2 separate regions of the Homo sapiens genome follow, and region 1 is linked to region 2. Evidence: read pairs that join two places in POLR2A ChIA-PET (ENCODE). Cell type or tissue: IMR-90. All regions are shown on one strand. Links, peaks and the distances in the headings refer to the core of each region. The heading gives the core; the rest is flanking DNA.

Region 1 (8,350 bases), core at 192-8,191, 200 kb after region 2:
AGTTAGATGATTAGTAAGGTTTTGTGCTAGATGAGTAGAAAGGGAATCTTGATTTTTAAAAAATCCTTTGTGGATATGTGTTCTAGTAAATTTTAATTCATATCAGTAAGATTGATTGACATAGAAAGACATCAAATCATAGGTACATTTTGAGCAACAAACTACCAACTTCAAAGTAAATTCTAACCCTATAAGGTCTCTATTGCGTATCAAATACACAGAACTTTATTTTTAATTGTTAGTGGATCTCTTCTGTACTAACCCTGGAAGGCATTGAGTGATTTTTTAATGCATTTTTCAAACTGCTAAAGAATAATGCAATAGACGTCTAGTTCAATTTGTGGGTATTGCAGTCTTAGGGGAAAGAAATAGAGGCAAAAATAAGTTTTTGAACTGATCTCCTGTAATTACAGTGAGTGATACACATAATTTAGAATTTCAGCTGTCTTTTTTTTTTTTAAAGAAAACTGCTTTTTTTTTTTGCTTTGGAAATTTGTGAATTACCTGATGAAAGAGGTTGACTTAGTAATAATGTCCTATTTTCTTCATCAGTCTATGTACTTAGAGTAAGCAAAACACCTTTGAGCAACTAGAATAGTTGATGCCAAACTCCAGTGATTCATGTTCTGAACTCATAGCCTATTGATTTAAATTGGTAACTTTATTTTGTGCAGATTTGATGTTTGGTTCTGACATTTTGAGCTAAGAAACCTGAGCAAGTTACTGAACTTCTCCAGGATTCAATTTCTTCATCTGTAAAATTGAGGTATTTGGCCGGGCATGGTGGCTCACGCCTGTAATCCCAGCACTTTGGGAGGCCAAGGTGGGTGGATCACGAGGTCAGGAGATCAAGACCATCCTGGCCAATATGGTGAAACCCCATCTCTACTAAAATACAAAAAATTAGCCGTGCGTGTCAGTGCACATGTGTAGTCCCAGCCACTCTGGAGGCTGAGGAAGGGGAATCGCTTGAACCTGGGAGGCGGAGGTTGCAGTGAGCCAAGAGCGTGCCACTGCACTCCAGCCTGGTGACAGAGCAAGACTCCGTCTCAAAAAAAAAAAAAAAAATTGAGGTGTTAGGGAAATTTTTTTTATATAGATAAAAAACAATTTAATTCTAGCACCCACATTGTGGTTTCTAATACCATTCTTTAATGATGTTAGAAATGGCTGATTCTAGGACCAGAGCAGGAAGTATACAAGATGAGCTTGGAGCATCTTATAGAGCCAGAAAGTAAGGAAGTATTCAAAAATATATGGTGGGATATGAAAAAGGGACATGGGGAGCAACTGAAAGAGCTTCCAGTGGCCATAGCTGGAATGATTTGAGCAACAAAATAAATAACATAGTATTGGATTATACCCCTATCCATCAGCCCACTGAAATGAATGAATGAATATATAAGTAAGAGACAATAGACAAATGTTCTGTTAATTTATCTAGATAATCCCCCTCTACAAGGTAGAGCATAACTCTGTATTTCTTAAGGTTGAGCTGTGCACCAAATAAAAAAATCAGTGACTTTCTTGCAAAAAGTAGTGAAGAAACCTGAACTCAGCCAGGTAATCCAGATTGATATCAACAATGCTAAGTCATGTTGATAGCACATGCCTCTGATATGATGCAGTGAAAATGTCACTTTACCTCTTTGGTCTTCCTCTCCAGAATCTGTAACTCCAGTTTAATGATGAGAAAAACATTATACAAAATACCTGACCCATATTCTCAAAACTGTCAAAGTCATCAAAAGCAAGGTAAATTTGAGTAGCCAAGAGGAGCATAAGGAGACATAACTACCAAATATAAGGGATCCTGGAGGGAACTTTAGAAGAGGAAAAGGACATTTGGTAGAAACTAAGGAATTCTAAATAAAGTATGGACTTTTAATAAAAATATATCAATATCAATACTGTTGCATAAATTTTGACAAAGGTACCATGGTAATATAAGATGTTAATAGCAGAGAAACTAGGTACAGGGCATATGGGAATTCTTTGTATTATCCTTACAACTTGTTTACGAACCTGAAACTATTGTAAAATAAAAAGTTTATTTTTAAAAAAAGATTGAGTATCAGCAATTTCATATGGCTCAATGATGATATTTACCTTACAGGATTGTTGTGAGAAATTATGTAACATATGTAAATCACTTTACACGGTTCTTGACTCAGAGGAAGTGTTCAATACATGGTAGTTTTTAATGAGGATGGCCATTATTATTGTCATTTCAGACAGAGTAAAGATTGAGAAAAGAAAAAGAGTAGTCAGTTTTATTCAAACACCTTACATGCCTCATTGACATCAGTGACTTTGTCATCACAAGACCTAGTTGTTTTTAGTTCTGTAGCACATTTTTCCAGAGCCCATCATAGTATATCTAAGTTGTTTGAGCTACAGCACTTTTTGAATCTGTTTGTGAGTGGAAATTGTATCTCCAGTCAGATTCTTATTTGAATACATTAGAGCAGTTGATTTTTTTAAAATGTAGCTCTAAGGCCAGGTATGGTGGCTCACACCTGTAATCCCAGCACTTTGGGAGGCCGAGATGGGTGGATTGCTTGAGCTCAGAAGTTTGAGACCAGCCTGGGCAACATGGTGAGACCCTGTCTCCACCAAAAATACAAAAAATTAGCTAGACGTGGTTGTGTGTGCCTGTGGTCCCAGCTGCTTGGGAGGCTGAGGCAGGAGGATCACTTGAGCCCAGGAGGCAGAGATTTCAGTGAGCCAAGATTGTGCCACTGTACTCCAGCCTGGGCAAGACAGTGAGACCCCATCTAAAAAAAAATATATAGCACTAGATTATGTGATTGCTGTTAATGTTACCACATATCATATTTCCTCTTAAAGTGATTTTTGAAAAACTTGTTTCAGCAATATCCAACACCTACAAATGTTCAGTACTACCCCTAGCAATGTTTATTACATTGATATTAAAATTTTGCTTGATTCCATCAGGTGATCTTTTTCAGTGTCCATATATTAACATTGATTGAGGTTGTTTCAAGCTAAGATGTCTTCCCAAAAATGCTGCTTAATTCAAAATAAAGATATTAACGGAGTCCCCATTTTTTTCTTTTTCTTTTTTTAAAATTCTGTACCGCAGTGGTTGCAAAAGAGAGTGCCCATAATTTAAGAAACTTTGTCAAAACTCAGTTGTAGGGTAACTGCCTCTTTTTTGAAGAAAATTTTGATTATCTCCCCTTATATATGGATATATATGGGAATAAAGGTAGACAGTTATAAATAATAAGAGGTCTTAAATTTATGAAATGGAAATTAAGCATAATACAATAAATTCATTATAGTAGTTGTTTTTTAAACTTTAATGGGCATCATTATTGCCAGGCTGGAGTGCAGTGGCGCGATCTTGGCTCACTGCAACCTCTGCCTCCTGGGTTCAAGCGATTCTCCTGCCTCAGCCTCCCAAGTAGCTGGGACTACAGGTGCGTGCCACCATGCCCAGCTAATTTTTTTACTTTTAATAGAAACAAAGTTTCACCATGTTGGCCAGGATGGTCTCAATCTCTTGACCTCGTGATCCACCTGCCTCGGCCTCCCAAAGTGCTGGGATTACAGGCGTGAGCTACCGTGCCCAGCCAATGGGCATCATCTGAAGAGCTTGTTTTAAAACACATATTGCTGTGCCCACCTGAGTTTCTGACTCAGTTGGTTCTGGGCTGAGGCCTGAGGATCTGCATTTCGCATAAGTTCCAGATGATGCTGATGTTGCAGTCAGGGTTCACTTTGAGAAACATTGCTTTCAAACGTGGTTAAAATTACATAGAGCAATATTTTCCTCCTTTTACTTTATAGGTATCCTGACTTACTGTATGAACAAAATGTTACTGATTTCAGAAGAAAAATAATCCAAGACTGCAAAAGCAATTGGCTGTTGCAAGAAAAAAATATATATTTTATATATATATTATATATATATAATGACAAATTGGTTTCCTGAACATTGAAAGGAAAATAGTTGTTTTCTTTATCAAATAAAACTTTATAAATAGTATGTCACTGTTGGAAAGAAAATGTATTGTGGTATTTAGGAATTAAGTCCGTCTAAGTAGATATGGTATAAGAGCTGGATTCTGGTTTTCTCTGGCTTAAACTTCTCTAAAATAAATGAATAATCAGCCCTACACAGGAAGGACATTTTAAGATAAATAATAACAAATGATCTGATTTTATTATAAAATTATAGATACATTGAGAATTCAGTGAGAGTGTAATATCAGCACTTATCAAAAACTTACCTGAGAAATTAAATGTAAATTGTATTTACCTGAGAAACAGGTATAGAAAGCTCTTGCATGACATTCTTTATATAGTTGGCCCTCTGTATCTGTAGGTTCTGCATCCATGGATTCAACCAACCGCAGATAGAAAATATTTGGGGAAAAAATTGCTTTCTGTAGCGAACATGTTCAGACTTTGTTTTCCTATCATTAGTCCCTGAATAATGTAACAACTATTTATATAGCATTTACATTGTATTAGGTATTATAAGTAATCTAGAGATGATATGAAGTATATGGGAGGATGTGTGTAGGTTATATGGCAACACATTTTATATCAAGGACTTGAGCATTCGCAGATTTTGGTATCCTTGGGAGGTCCTGAACCAAGCCCCCACAAGATACCAAGGGACAACTGATTGCATTGAAGCTTTGGTTGGGCTTGAACAGTTTTAAAAACAACCAAAACATTACATTGCTATTACTTCTGCTGCTTATATTAATATTTTAAAAAGGAATGGCCTCGTATATCAAGGGTCATGTAAGTATTTTACCTTGTTAATAGCTCTTTTGGAAACTTATCCAAAGTAAGAATACAAAAGAAAGAAGTTATAAGCACAAAGCTTCCCCTGCCCAGATTTGTTTTAAAATAACAAAAAGTTTGACGCAACCTAAATGTCTAACAAGAAGGGAAAAGCATAGCTTCTAAATGAAAACTAATTTGATCATTTAAAATGTTCATTACAAAGATTATATAGAATCATGGGGAAATTCTTAAGATATAATGAGAGCAGGATGTAAAATTATATGTTAAAATGTATGTGTGATAGGGAAAAGTAGAAGGGAAAATTCAAAAATAAAAAATAGTAATTTGGTTAGAATAGTGATTCCATGAATGATTTTTTTTTCCCTTACATCTCAACCATATTGTGTTTGTTGTATGTGTGGTTTTGTAATGAAATAGACCATGTCAAGTCCTATTTAGGAAACTAGACCAATTTTGGCTGGTATTGGATTGGCCCTATAGGTACGATATCAGGTCTCACAACTTTTGGAAATGAGATAGGCCAGAAAACCCCATTTACCCTCACGCAAATAGTTAAGATTTAAAAATCGTTAAAATCTGTTGATTTAAGAGCTTCTCTTTCTGCTTATTAGTTTGTTATATTGGGATTATGAGAATACATTCTTGATTACTGCATGTCACATTTATGAGTGTTTTATATCCCAGAGTGGCTTGGGCTTTTTTTCTTTCTTTTTTTGTTTTAAAATTCTTAGACATTCGCTTCACAATGAGATTATATTAAAAGCCATGTAGAACCTTTGGATATAAGGATAAAGTAATGTTTAATTTTTTTTTTTTTTTTTTTTTTTTTTTACAGGAAAGAGCTGATCCTCTCTGGCACTTTAAATCCAATTAAGGATTTACATCTGGGAAAACTCGCCTTAACCAAGTTTCCAAAGAGTCCAGAAACATGGATTCACAGGTGTGGTTAATTTACAACATAGTACTCTTACTTAGGATTCAGACTGGCTGGAGAAAGAAACATGACATGTGAGAGGCAAGGTTACTTATTGGTTCCAGAGCATGAATTCTGAAGTCAGGTTACCTACATTTAAATCTAGGAGCTATATAACTTGCTACCTAAGTGTTCATGGGAAATTACTTAACTCACCAAGCCTCAGTTTTCTCATTTGTAAAATGAGAATAATAATTACACCTGTCTCATATAGTTAACAGTCAAGTTTACGTGAGTTAATGCATGTAACACTCCCACAGTGCCTGGCACATATTAAATACTCAATAAATGTTAGCTATTATTAACTCTTTGAAGCAGTTGTGGGCATTGCATTTATAGATACTCAACTGTAATGAGCAATATGGATTTTAAAAGCATTTGGTTGTTTTCCTGGTAAAGATGTTGGTGGTGATGGTTGTGGTTATTAAAATTAACTTACAGAGAAAGCTGAGGGCAGCTGAAGCGAATGCTGTGTAGGCTGAGCTAAAGTTGCTAAAATCCATACATACAAAGAACATTTTTAGGTTAAAAGCATGGGACAGATAGCCAGAATGCACTTTAGGACTCTCAAAATCCTGGCCACCTGGAACCATCTTCCTCTTGGACCCTGTGTAACTACTCTTATTTGACCAAAATGGGATGGTGTGGGCTTGCTAGTCAGGACCAATGAAGAAGTCACTCTGAAATTCTCAGTTTATTAAGCCACTCTAATTTTTCTTAAATCGTGGGCATTTTTAGGATCTTATGTCCGTTCCAGGTGTCTTAGTGGTAATCGTGCCTTTAGTTAACATTGCAGGTCAGCTTCTTCCAAACCACATAGTCAGTTATATTTTCTTCATCACCAGAAATTGAGATAGTATACCACAGAAGGGTATATGACTGTGTGTATGGGGGTTTGGAAAGGGATGGTGGCAGGGGAAAGGAACTGTTAAATATGCATCCATCAGTTTGGCTTGTCTAATTTTTTTTATCAAGCAATATTTTGTTGTTAAATAAGAAATTCCATTATTTTAAAATGACAAAGTGAGTTTTCTTACTTAATTTCCTGTACCTTTGGGTTTGAAATCTTTAGTCTAAAAAATGCTTTTATATAAGTAAATTACTGGTACAAAGTAAACACATTAAGTAGCTCGAAACACTATTTAGTGTTTTTTATGTAAATACATGTTAATGCAAATCTTAAACAGACAAAGGGAGAATTTGTGGATAAGGATATTTTGACACCTTCTTAATGGTTTAATGAATTATATTTGTTACCTTCCAGATTTTATGCTATAATACAGAATTTTGCTGAATGAAAGCTATCAGAATGCAGCTTCTTGTTTGCAAACAAATGCACATAGGGTGAGGCATGCATATATACTTAAAGATGTGAATCATGACTCCTTATAATATTTATCAGCCATTAATTTATGACCTCTCACCACGACCACACACACACACACCAATTGCCTTTACATTTCCTGGCCAAGTGGAGTTTTGGGATTGTCATTTTAGAAGTAATGACATTCTCTGTATTACAGATTTTAAAGTTTTTTTTTTTTCCTGTTTATCCATTTTCCACCCTTCATCCATACTGCTAAATTAGTATCATCATAAACAACAAAACAACCCCTCCCCATCTCCAAAATACTAGACTTATAAACAGGTATTATTTTGCATTGTCTCTGAATGGAAATTAAATTAGGAACAATGAAAACTGGTTATTTTTCTCTCTGGTTTATGTTCTTTCTGTGTTCTCTTTCCCACATGCTGCCTTAACAGGCGATGGGTGCTACAACAGCTAATTCAGGAAACCTCCTTGCCTTCCTTTGTGACCAAAGGAAACTTGGGAACAATTCCCACAGAAAGGGCACAGCGACTCATACAAGAAGAGATGGAGGTCTGTGGTGAAGCAGCAGGGAGATACCCAAGCAACTATAATGCTTGGTCCCATCGCATCTGGGTTTTACAGCACTTGGCCAAGCTAGATGTCAAGGTAGGAATATTACTGTCTCCTGGGCAGACTGCCTGTCTGCCCTTAAAATCTTCTGGTAGTAGTTCATTCTCAGAAGAGCTTTGAAGGAGTAGAGAAACTGATGGTCTGGCAACTTGAGAGAATCGCAACAGCTGCTACCTCTGGAGGAACCCTGTAATTAAATAAAAAGCTTGCATTCCCCACTAGTGCTGTTTTTGGCAGTCTTAAGGCTAGTGCATTGGTAAAGCAAGGCAGGTTTAACCAACTGAGGAAGATTGAGCATAACTCACTTTATCCTGAAACAGGAAGGGATTATTAAGCCTTATAGAACTGGAATTGCTATTTCTTGGTAGTGTTTGGTTATGTGACAATATACTAAGTCAGCTGGCTGTCTTTTCACACTCTCGTCCTCTGAAAAGGGGGAGAGGAGGGCAGGGATAGACAATCTCACCCAGGTGTTTTTAAAATTGGCTGAGCCTATAAATTACCTGGGGATTCCTAAGTTCCACTCCAAGCCTACTAAAGCAGAATGAGGGTGGATCTAGAGATCAGTATTTTCCACTGACTCAGGGTTATTTGAATGCAGAGCCAGTTTGGAAACTCTCACAGCCTAATCCTTTCAGTTTAGAAAT
Region 2 (8,350 bases), core at 271-8,270:
CCCATTGGTCATTTAGGTGTGTGTTAAGTTCCACATATTTGTAGGTTTTCGATTTTTTCACTATTTTAAAATTTTTTCATTCGTTATTTACTTATTTATTTTTAGAGACACAGTCTTGCTCCACTGTCCAGTCTGGGGTGCAATGGTGGTTCCATCATAGGTCACTGCATCCCTTGAACTCCTGGGCCCTAGCAATCCTCCCACCTCAGCCTCCTAAGTAGCTGCTACTACAGATACTCACCACCATGCCTGGCTAATTTTTTAAAAAAATGTTTAGAGATAAACTTTTGCTATGTTGCCCAGACTGCTCTCAAACTCCTGGCTTCAGGCAATCCTCCCACCTCAGCCTCGCAAATAGTGGGATTACAGGCATGAGGCACCGTGACAGGCTGAGGCTTTTCCCACTATTGATTTCTAATCTTATTCCCTTGGTGGGAGAATGTACTTTGTGAGATTTCTGTCCTTTTTAATCTATTGAGATTTGCCTTATGATCTAGCTTATGTTCTATCTTGAAAATGTTCCCTGTGCATGTTAGAAGAATGTATATTCTGTTGTTGTTAGGTAGAGTGTTCTATGGATGGCTACATCAGGTTGACTTATAGTATTGTTCAAGTCATCTATTTTCTTTTTGATCTTCTGCATAGTTGTTCTACACATTATTGAAAGAGGAGTATTAAAGTCTTCAACTCGTATTGTTGGTCTATTTCTCCAACCTCTGATTGTTTTTGCTTCATGTATTTTCGTACTCTGTTATTAGACACATATATGTTTATAGTAGTTAAATCCTCCTAGTGGATTGATCCTTTTGTCATTGTAAAATAGCCCTCTTTATCTCTAGTAACACTTTTTGTTTTAATGTCTATTTTGTCTGGTATTAATATAGTCACTCCAAACTTTTTGTGGTTGCTGTTGCATGATATTTTTTCATTCTTTTACTTTCAATGTATTTGTATCTTTGAGTCTAATGTGTCTCTTGTAGGCAGCTTATAGTTGGATCATATTTTTTATAGTCCACCAATCTCTGCCTTTTGATTCAATTGTTTCATTCATCCATATTTAATGCTATTATTGATATGCAATCATGTGCTGCTGCACAATGACATTTTGGTCATTGACAGACAACATATATGACAGTTGTTTCACAAGATTATAATGGAGCTAAAAAATATTCCTAACTCCTACTGACATCATAGCGACTGTAATGTTGTGTGTGTTATACTTTTATATGACTGGTAACACAGTAGTTTACTCTAGCATCACCACAAACATGCACATGTTTCCAGGTCAATCATTCGATGCACATGTTTGTGGTGATGCTGGAGTAAACTACTGTGATACCAGTCATATAAAAGTATAACACACACACCATTATGTACAGTACATAATACTTGATAATAATAAATGACTATGTTACTGGTTACTATACTATACTTTTTTTTTTTTTTTTTTTTTGCTCTGTTGCCCAGGCTGGAGTGCAATGCTATGATCTTGGCTCACTGCAACCTCTGCCTCCAGGGCTTAAGCGATTCTCATGCCTCAGCCTCTTGAGAAACTGGGATTACAGGTGCCCGCCACCACACTCAGCTAATTTTTTGTATTTCTAGTAGAGATGGGGTTTCACCATGTTGGCCAGGCTGGTCTTGAACTCCTGGCCTCAGGTGATCCGCCCACCTCGGCCTCCCAAAGTGCTGGGATTACAGGCGTGAGCCACCATGCCAGCTACACTATACTTTTTAATGTTTAGAGTGTATTTCTACATATAAAAAAGTTTACTGTAAAACAGTATGTCATGTCATGCCAGCAGCAGTCTTATCCATCTCGTACTTACCTCATCTTTTGCTTGTACCATTTTCTGTTGTGCTTGATTTAATCTTGTGTTGTTTTGTTCATTATGACTCCTAAGTATACAAAAATCATGAATAATGTTGCCATTAAGAGGCCACATCAAATGATTAACCTGGAAACAAAATTAAAAGTGATTAAGCACTATGAAGGTGGAAAATCAGTGATGATTATTGCTCACCAATCAGGCATGTCCTATTCCACCGTAGCTAACATTTTGAAGAACAAGGACAAAGAGCGTTAAAGACTGTTAAAGGATCTGCTTCATCAAAGCCAGTGAGACTAACAAAATTTGAGATGACCCTATATCAGATATGGAGAAACTTCTAATGTCTTAGATTGAAGATCAGATACAGAAGCATACTCCTCTCAGCACCATGATAATCATAACCAAAGCAAAAAGTTTATTCGTGATATTGAAGAAAAAGACTGGACCCGACTATGACATTGAATTTGCTGCTAGCTCAGGAGTTTAAATGACTCAAGAATTATTATTCATTACACAATGTGAAAGTGAGTGGTGAGTCTATGAGTGCTGATATGAAGGGAGCTGAAGAATTTTTGGAACTCTGGATAAGCTGATTGCAGAAGAAAATTACTTGCCAGAGCAAATCTTTGATATGGATGAAATCTCCCTATTCTGCACACAAATGCCTGAAAAGACTTTCATTCATAAGGAAGCCAAGTCAATGCCAGGTTCAAGTCTTTTAAGGACAGGATCATAATCTTGTTTGGGGGCAGTGTTGCAGGCTACAAATTGAAACCCTTTGTGATCTGTCACACTGAGAGCTCCAGGGCCTTCAACCATATTAAAAAGCACACACTGCCGGTGCACTACAGGGGGAGTAAGAAGTCACAGCTGACCCAGTTCCTCTTCTAAGATGCCATCTTGAATTGCTATGCCAGCAAAATGGAGAAGTACTGTCTGAAAAATAACATAACTTTCAAAATTTTACTTACTGCTGATAATGCTCTTGCACATGCTCCTCTTATTGGTGATCTTTATTCCAATATCAAAGTAGTGTTTCTCCCTACAAACACCACCTCTTTGATACAGTCAAAGGATTGAGAAAGTATAGCAGCTTTTAAGGCTTTCTACCTGAGGAGGACCTTTGCCCACGCTATTGCTGTAACTGAAGACGCGGATGCAATTCTGGAAGAATTACAACATCTATGACTGCATCAAGAACCTTGCTTTGATTTAGGGTGATGTCACCAAGGAGTATATAAATGGTACCTGGAAGAAGACATTCAAAAGTTTCAACCATGATGTCAAAGGATTTGTAAAGGATGAGGAGGTTACAAAAATCAACAAGGCTGTGGTTGAGATGACAAACAACTTAAACCTGGGTGTGTGTGAGGATGATATTGAAGAGCTCCTAGAGATGATTCATGAGGAACTGACTAACAAGAAGTTGTTGGAACTGCAAGAGGAACAGATAGCTGAAGAAGAGGCAAGAGGAAAGATAATTACAGGAGAAGTAAAAGAAGAACTCTCAAAAAATTTATAGTGAAAGCTTTAGCAGGAGCTTTTGCAGACCCCAACAAGCTCCTTAAAAAACTGAAAACATGAACCCCAACAATGAAAGGTTTTCATTAATGAAGAGCAATGTTCATGGTGTGTTATCTGCTTACAAGCAAATCTATGATGAAAAAAAGAAACAAACCAAGCAAATCACCATGGCCATATTTCTGAAAAGAGTGACACCTTCTCAAGAAGAGCCTCAGAAAGTCCTTCAGGATTGGAAGGCATTATCATCATAGGAGATGATAGTTCCATGCCTGTTATTGCCCCTAAAGACCTCCCAGTGGCACAAAATGTGGAGGTGGAAGACAGTGACATTGATAATCTTGACTCTGTATAGGCCTAGGCTAATATGTATGTTTGTGTCTTAGTTTTTAACAAAAAAAGTTTTTAAAGTTAAGAAAAAGTTTAGTGAAAAAATTCTTCTAGAGTAAAATATGAAGAAAGAAAATATTTTTGTACAGCTATACAACATGTGTTTTAAGCTAAGTGTTATTATAAAAAAGTCAAAAAGTTAAAAAAGTGTACAAGTTTGTAAACTAAAAAGTTACAGTAAACTAAGTTTTATTATTAAAGAAAATTTAAAAATAAATGTAGTGTAGCCTAAGCATACAGAGTTCATAAAGTCTACAGTAGTATATAGTAATGTCCTAGGCCTTCACATTCACTACCATTCACACCATGACTCATCCAGAGCAACTTGAAGTCCTGCAAGCTGTTGTGTGTAGATACACAAATGCTCATATCATGTTACAACAGCCTACGGTATTCAGTATAGTAACATGTTGTACAGGTTTGTAGCCTAATAGCAATAGGCTATGTCATATAGCCTAGTGTGTAGTAGCCATCTAAGTTTGTGTAAATATACTCTATGACATTTGCACAATGCATCACCTAATAATAAATTTCTTAGAATGTTGCTAAGCAATGCATGACCATAGTTGGATTTATGTCTGCTATTTTACATTTTGCTTTCTGTGATGGTTAATTTTAGGTTTCAATTTTACTGGATTAAGGAATACTTAGAGAGATTTTAAAGTATTCTTTTGGGGTGTGTCTGTGAGACTGGCATGTGAATCTGAGTGGACAGGTGGAAAAGATCCACCCTCAATGTGGCAGACACCATCCAATCAGCTGGCAGCCCCCATAGAACAAACATATGAAAGGTGAATTTGTCTCTCCTGGAGCTGGGACAGACTTTCTCCTCCTGTCTTTGGACATCAGAACCCCAGGCTCTTCAGTCTTGGAACTTCAGGACTTAAACCAGCACCCCACCCTCTGCAACCCCAAGTTCTCAGGCCTTCGACTCAGATTGAGAATTGAGCCATCAGCTTCCCTAATTCCGAGGCTTTTGGAACTGGACTGAGCCACACCACCAGCATCCCAGGGTCTCCAGCCTGCACATAGCCTGTCATGGGACTTCTCAGCCTCCATAATTGTTTGAGTCAGTTCCCCTAATAAAACCTCTCTCATATGTCTCTATCTATATCTATAAGTATATACTATTGGTCCTGTCTCTCTGGAGAACCCTGACTAATACACTTCTATATGTCTTACGCCTTTTTGTTCTTCTCTTCATTGTTCACTAAATTCTACTGTATGAAGTGGATATTTTCTAATGTAACATTCTAATTTCTTTAATAATTTTTTACTATTTAGTATGTTTTATTTTAATAGTTGCTCTAGGGTTTACCATATACATCTTAACTTATCAAAATCACCTTTAATATTAAGCCAGCTTAATTATAGTGATTACATAAAAACTTTACTGATACATAGCTCTATTTACTTTTTCCCTTTTTGTAGTATTATGATTATACATATTACATCTATTATTATACATACTGCAGACCAAAAGATACAATGTTATAATTATTACTTTATCATCTGTACTCATTTCCTTGGCCAATACAGCTTCGATTCCATTCATCTCTTTGTGCTGTTATTAGTAAAAACGTTATGCTTATGTTACATTTCTATATGTTATACATCCAACAATACATTATTTACATATTATTTATGCAATTGCTTTTTACATTCATTAAGATAAGAAAGGGTCAAAAATGTGCATTTATACTGTTTTTTGTACTTACATAATTACCTTTACTGGTACTCTCAGTTTTTCTATTCAAATTACCATCTGGGGTCACTTGCTTTCTGCCTGAAGAACTTCCTTTAGCATGCTTTGCAAGATAGGTATGTTGTCAACAAATTCAGTTTTCTTATCTTTGAAAGTCTGTATTTCTCCTTCACTTTAAAAAAATAGTTTAGAGGTATATGTTTATTGGTTAACAAGGGTTTTTGTTTTCCCTTGAGCACTTTGAATATACCATTCCACTGTCTTCTGATCGCCATTGTTTTGACTGACAAATTGAATGTTAATCTTATTGAGCTTCCTTTATAAGGAATGAGATGTTCTTTTGCTGCTTTCAAGATTTTCTCCTTGTCTTTGACTTTTATCGTCTTTAGTAATGATATATCTGTTTATGTATTTCTTTGTGTTTATCCTATTTGAAGTTCATTGAGCTTCCTGGTTATATAGGTTATTGTTTTTCATTAAAATTGGGAGGTTGCCTGCCATTATTTATTTGAATATTTTTTCGTCTCTTCTCCCTCTCCTCTCCAATATTCCCTTTATGCATATATTGGTGCATTTAATGGTGTCTCATATTTATCTAAGGCTCTGTTAATTTCTATCCATTTTTTTCTCTCTGTTCTCCAGCTTACTTAATCTTTGTTGATCTATGTTTAAATTTGAAAATTCTTCTGCCATTTCAAATCTACTGCTGAGCCCCTTGATGTTGAATTTTTTTATTTCAATCACTGAACTACTCAGTTCTAGAATTTTCATTTGGTTCATTTTATTTTTAAGAGACGTAGTCTCATTTTGTTGCCTAGGCTGGAGTGTAGTGGTGTGATCATAGCTCACTGCAGCCTCACAATCCTGGGCTCAAGCAATCCTCCCACCTCAGCCTCCTAAGTAGCTGGGACTACAGCTGCATGCCACCATGTTGGGCTAATTTATTTTTGTAGAAATGGGGTTTACTGTGTTGTCTAGGCTGATACTGCACTCCTGATTTCAGGCAATCCTTCTGCTTTTTCTTCCCAAAGTGCTGGGATTATAGGCATGAGCCACCACACTCAGTCTTTGGATCTTTTTTACAATTTCTATCTCTTTTTTTATATTCTCTATCTGATGCAACAGTGTCATCATACCTTCCTTTACCTCTGTAATCATGCTTTTGTTAAGTTCTATGAAGACGTTTTTTGTAGGACATAATAAATGTATTCCTCTTCAAAAGTTTAACCTGTTAACTACCTTGTTCTCTGTTCTCAAACCCAACTTTCTTGTTCTCCATGCATCCTTGCCACTAGTTACTGTAAACAACTTTCCCGTCAGTTCTAATCAATAACTCACATCTGTTCCCTTGGATACCCACTGTGCACCCATTCCTCCCACCAAAACCGCATGTCCCACCACTGTAACTCACATTCCCCTTCCCTTCCTTATTTGGGAAAATATTCACAAATAGCCAACCAGGTCAGTTTAGATTATGCAGTCTGACCCCAGCCCATGGGGGAGTGACACAGAGGTAGTGATTGCATTAGGAGTAAAAATCCCTGCTTTCCTCTGTTCAGTGTGCTCTTGCAATCGTGATTGACGTGAGCAGCACCCTTCTGTTGAAATAAGTTGCCTTGCTGAGAAAACTTTTGCCTGAGTGCTGGTTTCACTTTGCAGCACTGATCATTTATCTCCAACAAATATTGGGGCTCGTCCAGGATTCCCATTCTCCTCTGGGAACGGGGTCTCCTGTCACCTTTCATGAGGAGCATCCCACTGTCTCATTGCAGTGGCCTCAGGGTGAGGGATCAGGACCCACCCAGCGCAATGAATAAACCCAGACTCTCAGCAATGCAGGGAGAAAAAGGCTTGCAACAGCACAGAGACCAGGTAACTCTGTGCACAGGCCAAGGTAAGAAATGTCACTGGAGTGACAAAGTATTTCCTTGGTGGTCGGGATATTCTGGAGGTTGAAAGTGTGTGTGGATGATCACAAGCACTACTGCTGGCAGTGTGCTTGTGTGGATGGTACTAAGCACTACTGCTGTGCAGAGTGAGTGGTTCCTATCTGCGGTTCCGTGGTCACCTCATATGGCTTAGGGAGCATCCTGCTGTGGGGTTTATACTGGCACACCAATGTTAAGAGGGACCTAAATTCCCCTCAGGGAAGCGGCCAGAGTGGACACAGTGAAAGAAGGGTACAAGGAGCCTCCAGCAGGTGGGGCTAAAGGATAGGCAAGAAATCTCTAATATGAGGGATTGAGTCTCAATAAGCCTCCAGAGAAGGATAGGCAAGAAATCTCTAATACGAGGGATTGAGCCTAACTAGGACTCAACATGGGAAATACCCCAAGCAAGACAGGGAGTAAAAGGGATAAAGATAGCAATAAAGATATTCCCTCTGATAGTCCCCTGGGTCTCATGTTAAAATATTGGAAAGATAATGAGAGGACTAAACAAAAAGAAAAAGCAACAAATGATAAAATATTGCGGTTTTATTTGGACTCAGGGACCCATCCTCAAACCCTCAATCTTCTGGCCGATGTTTGGGTCAAATGAGGATGTGGTGTGTCAACTTCTGATTTAATATGTAAATGATAAAAGCCTGGTTTCTCAAGAAGAACTGGATTGTGCTCTTTGTTTGGAGTCAGGGACCCATTCTCCTTTTTCCTTAAAGACAACTAGGGAAAAACTCAATCTAGAATCTCAAAATGAAGAGTCAGAAAAGCCAGTTCCTGTGCCTAAAGACTCCAGCATATAGGATCCCCTAGACCATCTTCCCCCACTCAGTGCCCCTAACCCTTCCCCTCAGGCAGCTGCTGCCATCCTAGATCCTGATCCAGATCCTTCCCCTGCTCACATTATGCCTCCTCCTTACAATCCTGATTCTTGGGAACCATCCCATGAGCCTGTTACTTCT

Evidence for each region. Peaks named below come from ENCODE experiments on the same cell type or tissue, not always from the same donor. Only the 100,000 strongest peaks of a DNase experiment are listed, where the experiment ranks them.
Region 1: POLR2A ChIA-PET joins it to region 2 with 5 read pairs; 2 of 35 experiments call an interaction of 5 or more read pairs at or near these places.

Annotation. Positions count from the first base shown.
Region 1 is chr9:69,731,528-69,739,877 of GRCh38, reverse strand. It overlaps PTAR1 (protein prenyltransferase alpha subunit repeat containing 1), which reads left to right. Exons shown (of 8, transcript NM_001099666.2): 4 at 5,624-5,728; 5 at 7,526-7,739. Among named protein-coding and RNA genes, the nearest start is that of PTAR1, 24 kb to the left of the region's middle. In IMR-90, for the core only: no CTCF peak of the experiment used is centred there; no DNase peak of the experiment used is centred there.
Region 2 is chr9:69,932,385-69,940,734 of GRCh38, reverse strand. No RefSeq gene overlaps it. Among named protein-coding and RNA genes, the nearest start is that of MAMDC2, 110 kb to the left of the region's middle. In IMR-90, for the core only: a CTCF peak has its summit at 7,647 (motif pointing right); a DNase peak (open chromatin) is centred at 4,074.